2 separate regions of the Homo sapiens genome follow, and region 2 is linked to region 1. A link is an interaction called in ENCODE POLR2A ChIA-PET data of the cell type or tissue named here. Cell type or tissue: PC-9. All regions are shown on one strand. Links, peaks and the distances in the headings refer to the core of each region. The heading gives the core; the rest is flanking DNA.

Region 1 (7,608 bases), core at 1,831-4,330:
ACTCCTAAAAACTGTCCTGGCACCTTCAGCAAATGTCATAAGTTGCATATATCTTAGTGTTTAAGGCCAGTATGCATAATTTTTCCCCAGGATATGGTCCTAAAACAACTATCTAGGCTCCATTTTTAATTAATTAATTGTGAGATTAGAATAATTGGAAGGTGATTCAGTAAAAAATTCTCATGAGTGAGAGACTCTTTACATACAACATGACCCAAAACAATACCTAATCTAACCTGCTCACTCCACTTCTTCAAAAGAGTAAACCTTTCCCTGATCAAAAGTTACTAAATACACTTCTGGCAAGAGAGAAAGAGCAGTGTACTTTTAAAAGCAAAATTTCAAAAAAAAAAAAAAAAAAAGCCAAGGCTTGTCTGTTACTTAAATTGTCTTTTCCATCATTACTCTGCTAAACATTAAGAATATGTAATATTTAAATATTTTTAAATATTTCTTATTTACTTCCTATACATCATTTCCTGAAAAAAAAAAAATGTCTCTGTGATGTCTTTATAAGCAGCTCCAGTTTTGAATTGGTGATTTGTGCATCCAGAGTATGCTCAGCAGAGCATGAATCATATAGATCCCATTATGTGATTATGCAAATGCACACTAAACATATAATTACAAGCATATATGGGCAGTGAAATTTAATTAATTATTATGACTTAGCTTACTTTCTGAGTGTAGTTTTATTAACTAAGAGTCCACAGATGTGTTTCCTCTCTTGATTCATTTACATTTTAATACCATGTAGAAATGATAAATTATTGTAACAGCAGATGATAAAAACAGATGGAATAAACATAATTGAACCAAACTTGATTTATGTAGGTTTAAATTGAACAGTTTGTGTATTTAAGCCACTTTTAAATGCTTCATCCTTGCATTGTGGATATTTAGGAAGAACCTCACACACACACACACATACACACAAAGACATTCAAACCAGCCAAGTGCATTTAGAAGTGCATATTTAAAGATTATTAAATAGCTCTGCAAATTGGTGAGTAATCAGTCATTATATTTTTTAAAGTGATCAAAAAAATCAGACATAGTAACCTGGATATTATAAAAATTATCAGTAAACACTAATGCTAAGTGAAGTGAATATTTGAGAAATTACTAGATATAACTGAAAATCTCAGCCACTTATAGATTACATTGTTCCCTGGAGGGCTGCATTCCAAGCTTCAATAATGGATGATCTTTCCAAAGAAGAAAACTAAAACCATTAGAATCACTTCAGTTCATCCAAAAAGAATATTTGTGTGTGTATGCACATACGAATCACCTATTCTTTTAACTGATATATATTTGAATTTATGTACATATGACTATTACTTCCATTTGTTTGGAATTCCTTCAGATAAAATTGCAATTACATTAGAAAATCAATATTTGGGGCATCAAATTTCTCTGGTGCCCAAAAACTGAAAGAATTTGCTGTAGTTTGTCAAAAATTATTACAGAAATAGGATAGGACATGAAGTGGTTACCATAAAATTATTGCTCAATGGTCTGTGGGAAGACTTCCTTCCCACTCTTTATCTCACATGGTATTCCTGGAAGAATCCTCCTTTAGCAGAAAGTAAAACATTATAAATGGGTGGATTTCAGGCTACCTTTGCTCTTCTTGGACAGATATTTTAATCGTAATTCATTTATCAAGGTGTATCTTCAACCCTAATGCTTCTAGTTTTATGTAAATCATGCTAAAAGAATGAACCAAAATTGTGAAAAGGAAGAGTGTGTTTTCTAAAATCAAGTTATTTTATACTCAAATAAGCCAACTTTTAAAAAAGATTAAAACATATTTCTACTGATGACTTCATTTTGCCACATGGCAAAAAATAATTTTTCAGCGCTAGCTTGCCTTTGGGAATCAGAGATATGTGAGAACTAGGCTTACCCCTTGAGATTGAAAAGGCCAAGTTTATCTGATGGGAGGTCAGCAAAGCTGGACCAATATTGCAATGCCAGAAGTGGGCCTTTGAAGCTATACCATCTAGGGAAGAGGGGACTGGCTGGAGACCAGTCAGCTGCAAAGAACTAAGATACAACTTCATTAGAAGCAGCAGAACTGAAGTAAGATTCAACCACTTGCTGTCAACAGAGGAAAGCTTTTTGTTTGTTTTATTTTAAAACTTCCAAGAAATTTTAAAGCAAAGCAGGTACAGTGAAAGTATTCCTTCTAAAGAAAGAATGATAATATTTATGCAATGAAATCATTTTATACCCTTGGTCATAGTCACCATTTGTGCTTGAAGTAACTACAGTGGTTTATTTTTTATGTCTAATTGTATCTCTGAAATAAAAGGATATAATGGAGATGGAAAATGAATGCCACACCTCTCCCCATACCCACACCCCAGCTCTGTATCACTGCCCTGGTAACCCTTGTCCTCACTACTTTTATGTTCTTCTTAGTGTCGTTGAGAAACTGCTATTATGGTTAAAGTAAAACAGAATGGTTGTGATGAATCAGATATAAAAACCAGCTAAAACCTCATGAACAACTTAAAACCTGATCATTCTTATGCTTTAGATTCAACCAAAGTTCTTGGCAAATATATACTTGCTGTCATTTCTTTCCTTAAGTAACCATAAGAAAGTCTTTTATTTTCAGTTTGATAAGCTCTTCCATGTATTAGAAGAATTATCTGTATTATATACTACTAAGGCACTGTTACCAGTAGCAATACAAATTTTTCATAAGTAAATATTTTATAAGAGCAAGTCTGTACTGTGTAAAGTTTATTTCTAATAATATTGATGCCGATAATGAACTAAACCTATTTGCACTCAAAGTGTTTTCATTTGCTATGCTTGTGCAAATTCATAACTGCACAATCCTCATTAATATTCTTACTACTACATCATGTGAAATACATTTGATAGTGATCTCACATAAACTTTGTGCCAATGCTCGAAATCTGGGCAGATACCTTATGCAAATGGCCTGTATGATGGATTGATGCATTGCACAGGTTCATCAGGATAACGTTCTGTCTACATTGTGTCAATTGTGCCTGCATTTGCAGCAGCAATTGTCATTTCCACTTTTCTATAATAAGTAAATATGTTCAAAATGGTTTGCATGTTTTCCATGGAAAAGACTACCTTGCTACTTCCTGTTCACAAATATATTTCTACACATTTCTAACAAAGCAAATGAGTCATATTAATGGAATCCTGTTTCTGCCTTCATTCATTGAAATTTAAAACCCTACTGCTGTAGCACCTTCACAAATTGTGACTCTAAACCTTAGTTGCTGTGCCAGGCTCCAGCACTCAAGCAACTAGACTGCAGATTACATTGAACATACAGCTTCTTTGGGGCTCTGGAGATTTAATAGCTTGGTTAATTTGTTTTGATCTGTTTTGTTCTTGTCCTACTAAGTTCTTATAAGTTTTCTTTATTTCTGTTGAGAACAAATCGCTTATATGTAGATATCTTAGCTCTACATCTTCTATGATTTGAAATGCTAGTGTTTCTTGGTTATTGAATCCTTTAATTTATCAGCATTTTGAGATTTTTTAAAAAATCCCTATAGAAGACCAAAAGAGATCCAACTCACCCATGTTCAGTGGGTTATGGACAGCCCTGTGCCCTTGCTGGGCTTACTATGAGGCCTTTCATCCCAAATTATTTTGTCTGTGATACCTTGAGGGAAACTTGAGACATAATTCCATAAACCTATTTTCTATTTCAATTAGATGCATGTCCATTTGGCTAATTCCTAACCTTCAACTCAGCCATATGGAAACAGTTCTGACTCTTCAAACTCAGTGATGTAATTTTGTTTATTATGTGCTAATGTTAGTACCTTCCCGGGTCTGTGTTAAGTGTTTAACATGCCTTCTTTCATAATCTAACCAATGACTAGCTATCTCCAGAATTTACCTCTTGGTGCCCTCCTGCCACATTATGCTTCAGATCCTTCTGACCACCTTTCCTTCTTCTAACAAAGGAGCTAACTTCTGAGGTAGTATCCTTACTGTCACTGTTCCTGGAAATCTCTGCTCCAAAATCTTCCAACTTGCACCTTCCTACCATTTAAATCTCTGATGAAATGTCACCTGTCAGTCAGATCTTGCTTTATCTCTCATTCTAAATTACTGTCGCCACCCCCACATGCCCATCACACAAACAAGGACGTTTCCAAAGAAACTATTGGTATGGGGTTTCCAATAGACCTTAAGAATGATTGGGAGCTTAAACTGGCAATCATGCCATCAATTTGTTAGGCCAAGACGCTGAACATAAATGTAAGATTAAAGTCTTTTATTTTCCACAATATCGTCTCGAAGTATCTCTGTAACAGAATAATAATCATTTTCATGATGAGGGCATTCAATTTCATTTTAGTTCTTCACGAAACAGCATTGTATATAAGAATTTTCATGAGATGAAGAATAAATCTGAAACAATTTGTGAAGGCACTTAGCACTGTGCCTAAAACATAGTAGATGCTCAGCAATGCTTGTTGCCTGGACAGGGTGGCTCACACCTGTAATCCCATCACTTTGGGAGGCTGAGGGGGGCAGATTACTTGAAGCCAGGAGTTCCAGACCAGGCTGGCCAACAGGGCAAAACCATGTCTCTACTAAAATTACAACAATTAGCCGATTTTGGTGGCACATGCCTCTAATCTCAGCTACTCAGGAGGCTGAGGCATGAAAATCACTGGAACCCAAGAGGCAGAGGTTACAGTGAGCCGAGATTGGGCCACTGCACTCCAGCCTGGGTGACAAAGCGAGACGCTGTCAAAAAAAATAAAAATAAAAAAAAAGGCTTGTTAATTGGCTACACATACAGCATATTTTAAAGGGCCAATTATATTATCTGACAGGCCCAGAGTTATTCAAGTCAACATCACAATATGAATTGAAGAGTGCTAAAATGCATAGCAACAAAATGTTTCTCATACTCTGATTCTACCAACCATATATCATCTTGGAGTCATTTCCTTGCTTTCCATTAGGGACCTCTTTTTAAAATTCAAAGACTTCAGGAAAATTGTAGCAAACCTCCATCAGGTTGTATATGCAGGCTCTGTTCTGCAGGAAATCCCACTTGACCCAACCAGTAATAGGGCTCCTGAAGACAACTGTCTGTGATTTTTGCCCTAACTAGGCCAGCCACATTTTTTCTTCCAGGAATTTAAAATTCTGACCTAAAGACACAAAAATTGGAAGTTTTAAATCTTGGTCAGATAAATAGAAGATCTCTAGGTCTATTCAATAAGGCAGCCACTAGTCACAGGTGGCTATTTAAAATTAAATTTACAATCCAATTAATTAAAATTCAAAATGCAGTTCCTCCATTGAATTGCTACATTTCAAGTGCTCAATATTATAGAACGTTTCAACCATCACAGAAGTTTCTGTTAGATAGAGGTCATTTAGAACAGGGGTCAACAAGCTGCTGCAGCCCATAGGCCAAGTAGAACCCACTGCCTGTTTCTGTATGAACCATGAGATAAAAATGTTTTTTTTTCATTTTCAAATGGTTGAGAAAAAAAGAAGAAGAATATTTTACGACATTTGAAAATTATGTGAAATTCAAATTTCAAAGTTCACAAGTGAACACAGCCATGCTCATTCATTTACAGATTGTTATGAGTGCATTTGAGTTACAACCATAGAGTCAACAGAAAGCATATGACCAGCAAGTTCAAAATGTTTACTATCTGGCCCTTTACAAGAAAACACTGCTGACCCCCCTGCTCTAGAGGTAGGTACTAAAGTCTCCATAGCTGCCCTGACACTTTCCCAGATTCTGAGAATTTATGAGTAGACCAGATAATCCTTACATTGAAGTGTTAATAACTTGTCCAGTATACAGAATGGCTTTTCACTTCTGGGCTGAAGATTGGAAAGGAGAAAAACCACTGTTAGAAATATGTTTTGGTGGAGGAGGGGAGACATTACAAGGAAAAGTGTCTTCTTCCCCATTACAAACTGCCAGGTGCTAGAGCATCATACTTTACTTTGCTTACCCCAATGTATACCCAGGCCTGCCGCTGCCAAAAAAAGAGTGAAAATAAAACAGAAGCCCTAGCATTTCTCTAGTCTAAACAAGGAGCTCCTTGATATTCTCTGTGAAAGTCCACTAAATTCCCTGTAAGTGAGCCCAGCACCAACTCTCCCTGCAGCTGCACAGCCAGACATCTGGGCCAGAGCTGATGGCATAATTAGGCCTCAAACCAGGTGTAAGTGCAATCAGAGTGGAAAATATGTGACCACATCCTTGGTGAACCTTGTGCTCCTCCCTACACCGAAAGGAGGCACGCTGATTGTATGTGAGTGTTTCTTGAAAAGATTTCATTACATAAGGGTAATTCTCACAAGTCAAAGAATGTACAGGGTCACCCACACTGTAGGAGTTATATTTTACTGGAACTTGCCATAAATTGACAGAGAAAGAGATCCCAGGCAGAAGGATAAAAGAGATCAAAATAGAGTTCCTCAAATGAGGACAGAGAGGAATATACCTAGGGGCTCAGAAGGGAGGCTGTGCTTCTCAGAGATTCTGGGTCACTTGCCATGACACGTAGTTCAATGTTCAGGATTCTCATATAAAAGACTCCAGAGATTCTTCTCTCTAGTAATAGCCTGACAAATCACATTTCATTTTCTCAAGGAGGGGTCAGGTAATCACTTTGCCTCTAGCTCTAATATAATTGCATGGACAGGTGGGGGTTAGCACTAGCGTGACATCAGATGGCCTTAGCCTGAATCCCATCTTCACCACCTATTAGCTGCCTCATTTTTCTGCACTGTAAAAAGGGGTACCTATTTATACTATTGTTTATTAATAATGAAGATAATTCAAGTAAAAGCGCTTACCACTGAGACAGGCAAGATTAACCAGTATGAAAGCTACTATAGAAGACATTGCTAATGGTCTGGCTAATGCCCATCCCTCCCCACATTTTATTTGAAAACAGATGCCTGAGAATGCTCAGAGTCAGTGCCCAGTTCCAAGCAAAAGAGCATGATCTGTTTAGACCAATTCTGAGTACTCTATTCACCACTTTCCCAAGCTCCCTTGCAGTTGGGGTTTGCAGATGCCCCATTTCTAGCCAATGAGAACTTTAGCAGAAAGTTCTTGGGTATGAGGGGAGGGAGGGAGGTGGGAGGGGTAGTTCTGAGTAAGCTTTTGTTTTCTCAGGCAGAAGGAAACAGACAAAGAGGCAACAAACATGAGGAAAAGGCCACAAGAATCTCAGAGTCAAAGTGCTGACACCCCTGAGCCACTGAACCAATACTCTAGATTCCCTAGGTTGTGAGAAAAGTAAAACTCTATCTGTTGCGCATTATCTTACTTTCAGCCATTTTTTAAAATGGATTAGACCAAATAAAAATATCAAATTGTACTGATGAAAAATTATTTTTACTTTTCCTAGAAATTTGCTAGTCATCGCTATGGGAATGGGAAAATAAAAAAGTGAAAAGGGTCCACTAGAGTTTCCTCACCTCAAAGTACACCCAAGTGAGTGTGTGTTTAGGCTCCCCTTCTCTCCTGCCCTGCTAGAAACTTACAATGCCATGAGAGGGAGTCCTGGCTGCCACAAGGAGCACGTTTTCCTTTAAGGCTAC
Region 2 (7,608 bases), core at 2,804-5,303, 240 kb after region 1:
ATTGCTGGAGGATACAAACGTAAGTTGACAGTCCCAAAGTTTGTCTAAATATACTCTTGTGTTTCCTATCTTAGCTGTTACTTGTGATTACAGCCTTCAAGAAAACTGAGCTTGTCGGATCTAGCAAAGTTTAGAATTCCGAAAGCTAAAATACAGTACTATTTCAAAATGTTGATTTGAAAACAGTTTTTAAATCACTCCAGGCTGGGCACAGTGGCTCACACCTGTAATCCCAGTACTTCAGAGGCCCAGGCAGGAGGATCGCTTGAAGCCAAGAGTTTTTGGCTGCAGTAATCTATGATTGTACCACTGCACTCCAGCCTGAGCAACAGAGCAAGACCTTGTCTTTAAAATAATAATAATAATAAATTATTCCATCCTACCTGCCAATCTAGTGGATTTCTCAGATTTGGGTTTTGTGTACCTAGAACCAGTGAGACAGTTTGGGTGGCCTCCTTCACAGAGGACAAGGTAGGGTGCTGAAATGGAATCTGCCAGGTCAGGGGTCATTAACTGACATTAGGAACTGATATTTACTGTTATTTGCCAAGAGCCTACTCTGCCCTGACCTGGTGGCACTTAGGGCTTTGAGTTGCTGCCCTGCACCCCTGGTCCCTGAGTGGCCTATCCTGCACTCCTGGTCTCTGAGCTTTGGGCATGCTCCTGCTAACATAAGTGGTTGCCATGACATCCCTCAGGTCTTTCCTCTTCCACTTCATAGAATGTATTCAGGCTAAGTGGGAAGTGGCCTTTCTACTTACTGGACCTGCTGCTCCATAATTCAGCCCTTACCCTACCCCTGCCTTTTGAACACTCTGCCATGAGCTGAGAGTAATGAAATACTGCAAAGATGCTCCATCCCTGGCAGGGCACAGTGGCTCACACCTGTAATCCCAGCACTTTAGGAGACTGAGGTGGGAGGATTGCTTGAGCCCGGGAGTTCAAGACTAGCCTGGGCAACATAGTGAAACCTTGTCTCTGCAAAAAATTTAAAAATTAGCCAGGCATGGTGGCATGCACCTGTGGTCCCAGCTACTCAGGAGGCTGAGGTGGGAGGATTATACAAGCCCAGGAGGCGGAGGTTGCAGTGAGCCAAGATTGTGCCACTGCACTCCAGCCTGGGTGACAGCCTGTCTCAGAAAATCCAAAAAATTGCTGCATCCCAACTGGGGGCTTCTCATCATCCAACACATATGAAGTGGTTCCTCTTGAAATTAGATCTTGAACATGATAGATTTCCAGGGTAGAGAATAATGTCTTAGTTCAAATACATTACCAACTTCTTTGCCAGTTGTTAATTGAGACAAAACATCAAATTGAAGACCCAATTTCATGGTTAGCTGTGGATTAAAATGTTCAAACTAGAATTCACAGCTGTGAATTTATAGTGGCCTTTTTTTAAAAACTATTTGACATGGCATGTATTAGATGGCTGTCTTTGAACTCTTTGCATTTGTTTTCATTATCCTTTGTTTTATGTGACTTTAGTATCCTATTACTCTTTCCTAATTAGAGGAATTAATACAAACGAAGAACCTTTCAAGTTCCTGTTATTTAATCTAGTCCTAAACAAAATAAGCACTTTTTGGATTAGGGGATGTTATTCTTTACTGTGTAGGCAGTACATTTAAATTGTTAATTGTTACGCAATTGAGCTGGTAAACAAGGTAGGCCTGCCTATTAGCAGGGTTTATCAAAGTGCAGTGAGATCACAGCATGGCCTGTTATTCTACATCCTTTCAGTAGATGAGGTGTGGCAGATTTTAGAATCTGACTAACAAAATGGGTTGTATATTGTTAGAGAGCAGTCCTTTTAAAATTTCATTGAGAAAGCCACATTTAGTGATGGCCTTAGATCAATGCATTAAAGAGAAAGCATTTCCTGAATCATGGGGCCTATGTGATTGAATCCATTTGCCTACTCTCTGGTGGCCGTACTGAACCACAGAACCATCCTGCCTATGAGGTGTCAGTGTTTTGTAATGCAGATATTATATGGCCATTAGTCTTTTAAACCCAACTTCCAAACCAAAAAGCACAGGTCCGAATTGGATGAGCAGGTGGGATACTCCAGCTCAGAGCCTATGGGCCCTTCTTAACCAGTTTAAAAGGAAGCAGTCATACCTAGAGGTGGAGTTGGTGAGAGAAGTTGTGTTCCAGTCAGTAAGATTGTAATTCAGCTTCTCTTTTTTCCCTGAATTTAGTTGTTCGTCTGTGATAAGGTTGAGAGAAACAGCTGGAGGTAGGGCTTTCCTTCTAGGTCCATTATATTGTATGTTTCTGTGAGAAGAAAAGATGTTTGAGGCATTCTAGTAGAATGAACAGAAGAGAAGAAAAAGAGTAAAGGTAAATTACAGCAGAGATTCTTTGGAAATTATTAAAATTAACATTATTTAATTTAAATAATTTCAAAATGTTGAATTAATAATTTTAATTATAATTTATAGTTATAATTATATGTAGTTACATTTACGTAACTAATATATAATACTTATAATTTTAATTAATTTTAAATAATTATTTAAAATAGAATTAACACTAATAAAAGCTATATTATTAACAAAATTGAGAAAGAGTTTTCCTTACCAAAACTTATTGGACATCAGCGTTCTAGTTCATTGGAACTGTCTAGAATGGTGTATTTTTTGTTCATTCACTTTTGTTCACTGCCATCTCACTGCCCTTTCAGATCCTTCTCACAAAAGATGACCAGATTCCTGATCTTCCTGATCTGTCCCTCTCCTCCTCAGTCTTTACTAACAGCTTAGAAGGAATTCAAGGTCCTCTGTAATGCACCCTCCCCTGACCAAACATATTTTCTCCCACTCCTTTTGTACTCTTTGAAAGTCATATTGAGCTATTCACTTACGCTTTGCCTGTCCTAGGCCTTCTACTTCTCTCTTTGCTTATGCTGGTCCTTAGCTGTCACCAAATGCCCCCATCATTCTTGTCATTCAAGGCTTGGCTTAAATTCTTTGTCTTCTATAAAGTCTTTCTTGATTCTCTTACTGGGAAGGAGCTTCTCACTTCTCAATCCCTTCTGGTACTTTCTGGCCCCTCCATTATAATTCAGCACTCTACCATGATTAGGGTTATATGTGTATGTGACTTATCTTTTCCTTAGACTGTCAGCTAGGACGGTATGCAGTTTCACAACTGTATCTGCAAAGTTCCTGTTACCCTGAGCCCTGAACATAATAAGTACTTAACAGTGGCTGTTGAGTTAATGAATATGGAAAATTTTCTGTGTCAGAAAAATTATAGCCCTGTAGCCTTATTGGCTTTTTGATTTAAGATTATACATTAATTTTTGAGCATTAGTAAAGATTAGAAAATTTTATTCAAAAAACATTCCTTCTTAGACGATCTAAGAGGGTTGTACATATAAAGTGCAGGGCTCTACAGCTTCCTGCGTGGGGGTGAGAATTTGGTGCCATCCATCCATACCAGTGCATTTTTAGTGAATACTTCCTATGAGCTAGGTGCTGGCTCTGTAGCCACAATCAATGCCTGGGTGTTGGGAAAAGCACTGGGATAAGAGAGAGGCTGTGGAATCACATAGAATGGGCACATAACCCAGACAGGAGTCAGGAAAGTTTTCCTTGCAGAATTGATACCTAAGCTGAGCAGAAATGAGGCCGACCATGAAGTGAGTGGGATGGGGAAGTTGTGTCCTAGGTTGTTAGAACAGCATGTGCAGAAGACCCAGAAATAGCGTGGTTCAGTCAAGAAATTGAGAAATTCTCCATGAAGATAGTGTACGGGGTTGAACAAGAGTAAGAGATGAGCCTGACTTGCAAAATAAGTGTGTTACCTTATGTACCAGTTAAGGTGCTTGGACTTTATCCTGAGAGCAGTAGATCACTGATACTGGGTTTTGCATAGGAGAGCACATACTACCCCTGACTGTAAAGACTAATAAATTGGGGGACATGGAAGTAAAACAAGAGTCAGGGATGCCCATTAGGGAGCTGCTGGAGTCATACAGGTGAGAGAAATGCTAACTAAGGAGACAGTGGGGCTGGAAATGGACTCTACAGCTGTTTAGAAGGTGATTGATTATTGGTGGAGAGGGAATTGAGGAGGCTCCCAGGTTTCTGGCTTGGGTTACTGCTGAGTGGATGGGGGTGCCATTCATTAACAGAGACAGAGAAGCTGTCTGCCTCATAGCCCCTTCAATACCTTCATGTGAGCCCAACACAGTTGGCTCTGCGCTGTGGTTGTCAGGCCGTCCAGAGCAGTTCTTAAACTTTAGCAGCATTGGCATCACCTGGAAAGCTTACAAAAACCAGATTGCTGGGTCATGCCCTAGAGTTTCTCATTCAGAGGTCTGGAGTGAGTCCTGAGAATTTCACCTCTAACAGGTTTCCATGTGATGCTGGTTCAGGTTGAACCAGCTTCTTTAACATGAATATCTATCACCTGCACATCTGCTAAAATTCAGCTTCTGATTTTATTGGTGTAGGGTAAGGGCTGAGATTCTGCAGTTCTTCAAGCTCCTGGGTGATGCTAATATGGCTGGTCCAGGAATCACACTTTGAGTAGAATGGTGGTCTCAACCTTGGCTGCTCACTAGAATCATCTGAAAAGCTTTTTAAAAATACAAATACCTGGGTCCCACACTCAGAGTTCCTGATTTAATTGTTCTATGGTGCAGCCCAGGTATCAGAATCTTTTAAAGCTTTGATTCAGATAAGCACAAGTGTGGAGAACTACAGCTCCAGATTAGAGGGACTTCATACCTCCACACAACTTAAAAGTCAGAATGAAGAATCTACCAGCTCTTTCCCAAACTGTAAAAAGTGCTTCCTCCTCCTCTCACCTCAGAGAATATTATCTGTGGATCAAATGGAGATTGAAGGACCAAAATAGAAATAGTCACTAGTCTTTTATTTCCAGTAAAGCATATGCCAAACACAGGAATCTATTAAATGTGTAAAACCTATAGTTTGCACTGTTGGGAGACATTACAGTAATGAGCGCAGTTGTGTTTTAATTTCAGTTTGGTTTGAGAAAAAATATGAAGCTACAAAGAGCTGTTAAAAATGTTCTGTGTGTTAACAAGCTTGCAGAATTTATACCAGCTTTTCCCACGTGACCCTTGTCACTTCTGCCATTTAGCGTTGTAGCTTCTTTGTACCTATACAATTTCTTCAGTCATTGATTCCCATTAATTCAATGTAAGAGGTGGTTTTTAATTTCCTAATGCTTAGGTTACCAGTAACCACACCCATTGCATGTGCTCTGGTTTGGTTACATAAGTGAGGTACCAAAATGCCCTCATAATACTCCTAAACTGTAGGTAAATTAAAAAGGCTTCTGAATAGTGGCCACCACTGAATTGGTCATGGGGTCTTATCTAGAGTACTCTTATTTAACACATAATTCTAACAACCATATTTATCTGGTTTCATATATAAGCTAAGAGGTCATAGACTATTTGAGGTAGGAGGTTACTGCTCAGTACCTGACATTGAAGGGAAAATAGAAAAACAAGTAATCAGACACAAAATTAGCAAAACCAGCAATTTATAGTCATTTATGAGTAGGAACAAAGCAACCCTGACTTCCCACCCACCATGTTGGATATAATACATTATGGTTCGTTATGGTGACTTGAACTCGCTATATTACAGTTTCAAAGCAAGAAAGTATGAACAGTACTATGTAATACTTTTTTTTTTTTGAGATGGAGTCTTGCCCTGTCACCCAGGCTGGAGTGCAGTGGCATGATCTCAGCTCACTGTAACCGCCTCCTCCCAGGTGCAAGCAATTCTCCTGCCTCAACCTTCTGAGTAGCTGAGATTACAGGTGTGTGCCACCAGGCCTGGCTAATTTTTATATTTTTAGTAGAGACGAGTTTTTGCCATGTTGGCCAGGCTGGTCTCAAACTCCTGACCTCAGGTGATCCGCCTGTCTCGGCACCCCCCAAAGTGCTGGGATTACAGGCGTGAGCCACCATACCCGGACTATGTAATACTTTTTAAAAGGAATTCTGTCAAAGTTATTTAAATCAAATTTGGGTTCCTAGCAAAAAATCTTCTTTATGGAGAAAAGGCTACTTTGAAGTTCCATATGATTAGTCACACGTAAATTGATAGCATATAAAAATAAAAGTGTATAATAATCATATTTCTAATTAATTTGAATGTATCCAGTGTAATGTGAATTTTTGGATTTGTGTTAATATGTATGTACTTTTCTTGATTTAACAGCTTTTAACCTGGAGACTTGCCGGCTTATGGTTTCAATGCTGGATGTATCCTTTACTTTGATTGTTGTCTAGAATAATTTTTTCTAAAATTCTAAAGGAATTCATCTTAGAATTAATATCTAGTAAACACAAAGTAATAAATGATCACTAAAAAGCTTTCTGAAATAATTAGCTTCTATTATAGGGTGGAATTTGGTGTGAATAAAGGAAGAAAAGAAATTTAGTAAACAGAATGTTGTTCAGGAATTTAAGGAAACATCAGAGTATTATAGAACAAGTACAGAGTCCAGAGTGTCAGGACAGCTTTTTTTCTTTAACATTGATTCCTCTGCAAGTGATGGGATTTTTCACATCCCACTTGTTGGACTGAGTTTAGGTAGTGCTGACTATCCAGTGCATTCCATCCCACCTCATTTGTCTGGGGGCACTAAACAAGGGAATATTAGTACCAGAGATGATGCTAGGACAGAAGGGCAAACAGCATAGCCTGAAGCACCCACAAAGTACAGCCTAGTTCCAGTAACAAGACCGCTTTTTATAAGTGGTTCACAATGGCAACGCTATTTCCTTATAATCAAGTCATGTAAGTTATCTTTTCCCCACAGTAAAAATTGGCACTTGAGCTTTTTCTCCATAGCCCCTTTCTATTTTTAAATCATTAATTTTACATCATACCAAGAATAATCTACAATAACTTTTTTAGCCATTGAATATTGAATTCCCCTTATCCTTGATCTTTCATTTAATCCTTAGAAAATATCGCAAAATACAGCTCTAATCCTTGATTACAGTTCAGAGAGATATGTCTGGCACAATGGGTTTCAATGAATTTAAAGAACTCTGGGCTGTACTGAATGGCTGGAGACAACACTTTATCAGTTTTGACACTGACAGGAGTGGAACAGTAGACCCACAAGAATTGCAGAAGGCCCTGACAACAATGGGTAGGTATGGCTTACTAGAACTCTCCATTCATTGGTAGAAGTAAGTTGATTTTTATTTTTAAAACCAGGCTGGGTGCAGTGGCTCACACCTGTAATCCCAGCACTTTGGGAGGCCAAGGAGGGTGGATTGCCTGAGCTCGGGAGTTCGAGACCAGCCTGGGCAACACAGTAAAACCCCGACTCTACTAAAATACAGAAACATTAGCTGGGCGTGGTGGCATGCACCTGCAGTCCCAGCTACTCGGGAGGCTAAGACAGGAGAATCACTTGAACACAGGAGGCAGAGGTTGCTGTGAGCCGAGATCACACCACTGCACTCCAGCCTGGGCGAGAGTGAGACTCCCTCTCGTAAATAAATAAATAAATAAATAATTGCTACCTGAAGGCAGTTTCTGTTTTCTTAGAAATTGTGTGTGTTCATAATTAATATGAGTCTGCAGTCTTAAAAAA

The links. ChIA-PET counts read pairs that join two places held together with the same protein. Peaks named below come from ENCODE experiments on the same cell type or tissue, not always from the same donor. Only the 100,000 strongest peaks of a DNase experiment are listed, where the experiment ranks them.
Region 2: POLR2A ChIA-PET joins it to region 1 with 6 read pairs; 2 of 35 experiments call an interaction of 5 or more read pairs at or near these places.

The regions. Positions count from the first base shown.
Region 1 is chr7:88,451,464-88,459,071 of GRCh38, reverse strand. No RefSeq gene overlaps it. Among named protein-coding and RNA genes, the nearest start is that of STEAP4, 150 kb to the right of the region's middle. In PC-9, for the core only: no CTCF peak of the experiment used is centred there; a DNase peak (open chromatin) is centred at 3,181; H3K27ac peaks cover 697 bases.
Region 2 is chr7:88,209,533-88,217,140 of GRCh38, reverse strand. SRI (sorcin) reads left to right here. Exons shown (of 8, transcript NM_003130.4): 3 at 1-19; 4 at 6,216-6,259; 5 at 7,011-7,158. It overlaps SRI-AS1 (SRI antisense RNA 1), which reads right to left and starts at 481. Exons shown (of 3, transcript NR_120517.1): 1 at 384-481. It overlaps LOC124901691 (a long non-coding RNA gene), which reads left to right and starts at 557. Exons shown (of 2, transcript XR_007060419.1): 1 at 557-698; 2 at 2,205-2,565. In PC-9, for the core only: no CTCF peak of the experiment used is centred there; no DNase peak of the experiment used is centred there.